2 separate regions of the Homo sapiens genome follow, and region 1 is linked to region 2. Evidence: read pairs that join two places in POLR2A ChIA-PET (ENCODE). Cell type or tissue: GM12878. All regions are shown on one strand. Region 1 overlaps PIK3R4 (phosphoinositide-3-kinase regulatory subunit 4). Region 2 overlaps NEK11 (NIMA related kinase 11).

The links. ChIA-PET counts read pairs that join two places held together with the same protein. Peaks named below come from ENCODE experiments on the same cell type or tissue, not always from the same donor. Only the 100,000 strongest peaks of a DNase experiment are listed, where the experiment ranks them.
Region 1: POLR2A ChIA-PET joins it to region 2 with 7 read pairs; 2 of 35 experiments call an interaction of 5 or more read pairs at or near these places.

The regions. Positions count from the first base shown.
Region 1 is chr3:130,741,917-130,744,416 of GRCh38, forward strand. The region is part of intron 2 of PIK3R4 (phosphoinositide-3-kinase regulatory subunit 4); the gene reads right to left. Among named protein-coding and RNA genes, the nearest start is that of PIK3R4, 3.7 kb to the right of the region's middle. In GM12878, no CTCF peak of the experiment used is centred here; no DNase peak of the experiment used is centred here; H3K4me3 peaks cover 539 bases; H3K27ac peaks cover 266 bases.
Region 2 is chr3:131,053,477-131,055,976 of GRCh38, forward strand. All of the region lies in intron 3 of NEK11 (NIMA related kinase 11), which reads left to right. Among named protein-coding and RNA genes, the nearest start is that of NEK11, 28 kb to the left of the region's middle. In GM12878, no CTCF peak of the experiment used is centred here; no DNase peak of the experiment used is centred here.

The DNA of each region.
Region 1 (2,500 bases), 310 kb before region 2:
ACGGTATCGATGGGTTCTTGGAAACTGCAACTTTAAGTACAACAACGTACAACAAAACCATTTATTTTCTCACCATTTCATTATAATGAAAACGACATTATTTGATGGACCTGCTTTACACTGTTTCACTTAAAGTAGCAGTTTCCAAGAGCCTATCAAGGACGTCAGGACTCGCTGAACACTTCTCCCAAACCAGCAGCCTGGAACCATGGATATCCATCAAGAGGGGAAAGTAGCACTCAAAACCCAAACATTCAAATCTTAAGAGCACTGGGAAGTGGACAGATGCCACCCACCTCTTTTTCAAAGGAACGGAAGGGCCTACCTTCAGCCAAAACAATGTAAGGCTCTTTGGTCTGGAAAAATAAATGCTGAGTGTGAATTTTGTTGAAGTTTACAAAACTATAATGCACAAAAAAAGGATAAAAATAAGCTTATCAACCACTGAAATTTTAAACCTATGAATGATCCCCTGAAGTTTGAAAGTGACGCAATTCCTAAGCTAAAGGATTACATAACAATTAGTGAGTTTAAAATGTAAAAATGGTTCAAGAAAATTTTAATACACTGATCAACAAAACTGGAACTTTGATGGATTACATTTCTAACCTTGTTATACTGTATTTACAACCTTGAGGCTAACCCTATCTTATCAAAACATCTCTCAGTATTATCTTGGGACACAGATTAGTGAGCTGAATAGACCAACATAGGTGCAATCCTGAATAACATTATTCATTCTGGTAGATGAAATACATTCATTCATCAATTAATTTTCCTAAATAATCTAAAATTTGGCTCAATTTATGTTTTTTGTAATAAACCTACAAGCAAGAAAAAAATTAAGCCAAACCATCACAAAATTTACCAAAAATGGCACCGATGCCAGATTTCTTTTGAAGTCTATCAGAGTACCACTCTCAACACACTTCTTCCTCTCTATCCCACAAATTCTTAAATAATCTGGAATCCATAGCTCAGCTTCATGTGGTCTGTGTATGTGAAATAATATATAGGAATGAATGCATGGTACATTTTTCTGGGGAAGGAGTCCACTGATTTCATTAAATTTTTTAAGGGTATCCAAAAAAGCTTCAGAATCACTTCTGTACAACCTTTCCCTGGCTACAATTACTACCTATTTCCTGATAACTCCCAAATCTCCATCTCTATCCCAGATTTCTATGCCCAAAAATTTATAACCAACTGCTGGGTTAGGTGTGGTAGTTCATGCCTGTAATCCCAATACTTTGGAAACTTGAGGTGGGATGACAGCTTGAGCTCAGGCGTTCAGGAACATTCTGGGCAACACAGTAAAATAGTCTCTACCAAAAATGTTAAAAAAAAAAAAAGTCAACTGGGTGTGGTGGTGCACGCCTGCAGTCCCGGCTACACAAAGAAAGCTGAGGCAAGAGGATCATTGGAGTTGGAGGCTGAAGTGAGCTACAATTGCACCACTGGGCACCAACCTAGGCAACAATGTGAGATCCTACCTCTAAAAAATAATAATAAATTAAAAATAAATAAAAATATAACCAAATACATGTTGTACATCTTCTCCTGCATACTTGGCAGAAATCTCAAACTTACCATATCTTAAACAGACCTCATCATCTTCCCAACCTAACCTGTTGCTCCTCCTGTGTCTCCCTGTCTCAGGGACCAGCATCACCATCCACTCAGTTTGGTGGGCGAGAGAAGTTCCTGTGACTTCACCTTCCAATGACAGAATCCTAACAATTCTATCTACTAATTATCTCTTAAGCATTACCACTTCTCTCCACTCCTTCCAACTCTGCCACAATCTTAAGCCGGTCACAATCATCTTACCTGGACTGTGGCAGTTTTCTCCTAACTTGTTTTCCTGTCTTCTGTGTAGCTCCCCTGCAAAATTCACTCTCCATGCTCCAGTCAGGCCAGACCCTTTCTGATCTGGCTGAGTTTGGGCCTTGCTTAATTCACACTGTGTTCCAGAAAACACATCAGTGCATCATATTCTGGTCTTTAAGCTTCTGTATAGGCAACATCCTCTGCCTGAAACAAACTACTCTACGAAAGTTAACTCCCAATCAACTTTCAGGTTTCAATGTAAATATCATCTTTCTATTAAAGAGGCCTTTCTTGATCCCACCTCTTGACTCAACACCACCATGAGGACTAATTTAAATATCTATGTGTTCCTATAGCAGCACCCTATGCTTATCACCACCACAGCAATCAACACCGCATTGAAATGTCCTTTTGCAATATCCACGGTCACTTTAAAATGGAAGCATTATGAAAATATATTATCCACCAATATCCCTAGCACTTAGGACAGTGCCTGACACATACAATAAAAGTAGGCAAGCAAATATGTTTATATGTTTGTGTAAATAAACTGCTGTTTGCATTTCCTAGGCATTTAAACATATCCAATGCAGGAATGCTGCCTCTAACTGAAATAGCGTCTGAGGACAAACCAAGACATTAACTTTTCAATATCTGGTGACTAAAAAAA
Region 2 (2,500 bases):
TTCTTGCCATCCATGTATTAGATTGATGTTTCCTAGCTTGTGTGTACACAAAGGTATATGTGTATTCTTTCTTTTTTAAAAGAAAAAGGCATCAATTTAACCAAACTTAACTCTCCAGTGTCCATGAGAATGGCAAAGAGCAGTTTCAGTCTGAAGCATCTGAAGCAGCCACCGCCTTTGTACTCCAGGAACTGACATTTGGGCTGAAAATAGGATGTGAATGCCAATAGCTCTATTAGAAGGGCCAATGGGATGAGAGATCAGGGTCTCTTAGAAGTTGAGAGGGATCTGAGCCACTTCCATTCTTTTGAAGTCTATTTAACTATAAGACTGTGTAACACAGGACAACAAAAATGGGATATGCTTTAAATATTTACATTTGACAAAAAATTAACATACCAAAATTCAATACAATGTGACTACACAACTGACAAGATTATTATAAATTTTAATTCCTAGTGTATTAGACTTGGGGTGGCCCAGAAATGGGACACACATTTAAAGTTGTGGTGAACATCTTTCCAAGCTGCCAGTGTGTCTTAGGGACAGAGGGTGTAACCCGGTTTAGAGCTCTTATTAAGAGTCAACATTTGGCCAGGCAGGGTGGCTCATGCCTGTAATCCCAGCACTTTGGGAGGCCAAGGCTGGTGGATCGGTTGAATCCAGGGGTTTGAGACCAGCCTGGGCAACATGGCAAAACCCCATCTCTACAAAATATACAAAAATTAGCCGGGTGTGGTCCCAGCTACTCTGGGGGCTGAGTTGGGAGGATTAAGCTTAGGAGGCAGAGGTTGCAGTGAGCTGAGCTCATGCCATTCTGGCCTGGGTGACAGAACCAGACCTTGTCTCAAAGAAAAAAAAAAAGTCAACATTTGAAGCCCCTCATAAATCTGCAGGCCTGAGAAAAAGAGACATGGGTCCTGATGCAGATGATAAATCTAGAGGAACTGCAGGGAGTGGAGGTTCTTCCGTGAAGGATATCTCAACTTACCTGATGGAGGGGAACTATGGCTCATATCTGCAATCCCAACATTTTGGGAGGCTGAGGTGGGTGGATCGCTTGAGCCCAGGAGGTGGAGAGCAGCCTGGCCATTATGGTGAAACCCTGTCTTTACGAAAAAAATAAAAAAATTAGCCAGGCATGGTGGCACATGCCTGTAGTCCCAGCTGCTTGGGAGGCTGAGGTGGGAGGATTGTTTGAGCCTGGGATGCAGAGGTTGCAGTGAGCCTAGATTGCGCCATTGCACTCCAGCCTGGGTGACAGCCTGCCTCTAAATAAATAAATAAATAAATAAATAAATAAATAAATAAATAAATGAATGAATGTACCCGGTAGATATGGAATTGCTGAAGATGGCTAAGGGAGGGGTTTTATCATTTAGGTTGATGGTTGTACCTTAGTTGGTGAAACCAAGGCTTGAAATTACCCTTCTAAGGTACAGTTGGGCAGTTTTTTCACCCTGCTTTTTCCTTTTTTCTGATCCAAGGGCGAGCTTGCTTCACCTTTCTTTCCAGATGTAGCAGAAGGACTAGCCTCAGGCAAGCAAGGCTGATGTCTTAATAAACTGTCTAGACCATGGCATCCCTGGGGCAAGAGAGCCTTGATGTCTTGCTGTGTTCCCCAGGCAGGAAGGGTGTCACTTTGATTTGAAGACCTATCTATCTCTTCAGGTCCTGCAGTAAAAAATAGAGACGCGGTTTATATCAGCCAAGTGCTTAATGCAATAGAATCATTTAGTCTGTAAAAATTAGGAAGTAGTGTTTACTATAAGTAATGTACAATGTGAATGTCTTCATTCAGTCTTTGGTCAATGGATAGATTGCTGACAATGTCAGGCACTGTTTCAGACAGTGAACAAAACAAAGTCTCTGTTCTCAGGGAGGGGACAGTCTAGTTAGGCTTTGGAAGGAAATAGACAATAAATACAAATATATAATATACTAAAATGTGATTAAAGGCTATAGATAAAAATAAGGGGCCAGGCATGGTGGCTCACTCCTGTATTCTTAGCACTTTGGGAGGCTGATATGGGAGGATTGTTTGAGGCCAGGAGTGTGAGACCAGCCTGGGCAACATAGTAGGACCCCATCTCTACCAAAAACAAAATCAGGATGTGGTGGCATATGCCTGTAGTCCTAGCTACTGGGGAGGCTGAGGTGAAAGGATCACTTGAGCCCAGAAGTTTGAGGCTACAGCAAACTATGATTGCACCACTGCGCTCCAACCCAAGCAGCAGAGTGAGACCCTGTCTTTAAAAATAATAATCGTCATGAAATAAAAATAAGGAAAGAGGATAAGGAGTGTTGAGTGTATATCTGGTAAATGCTACTTGGTAGTTCATATTACGTTTGGTATTAAACAGCAGTAAATATTTAGTCTGACAAAAACACCCAAAATGAAAGATCATTGGAAGAGATTTTGGAGCAAAATTTACCACTAAAGCTCTTGTTTTTCCAGTAGCAGGATACAGTATTCTTACTTATGTTTATGTTTCTGTGT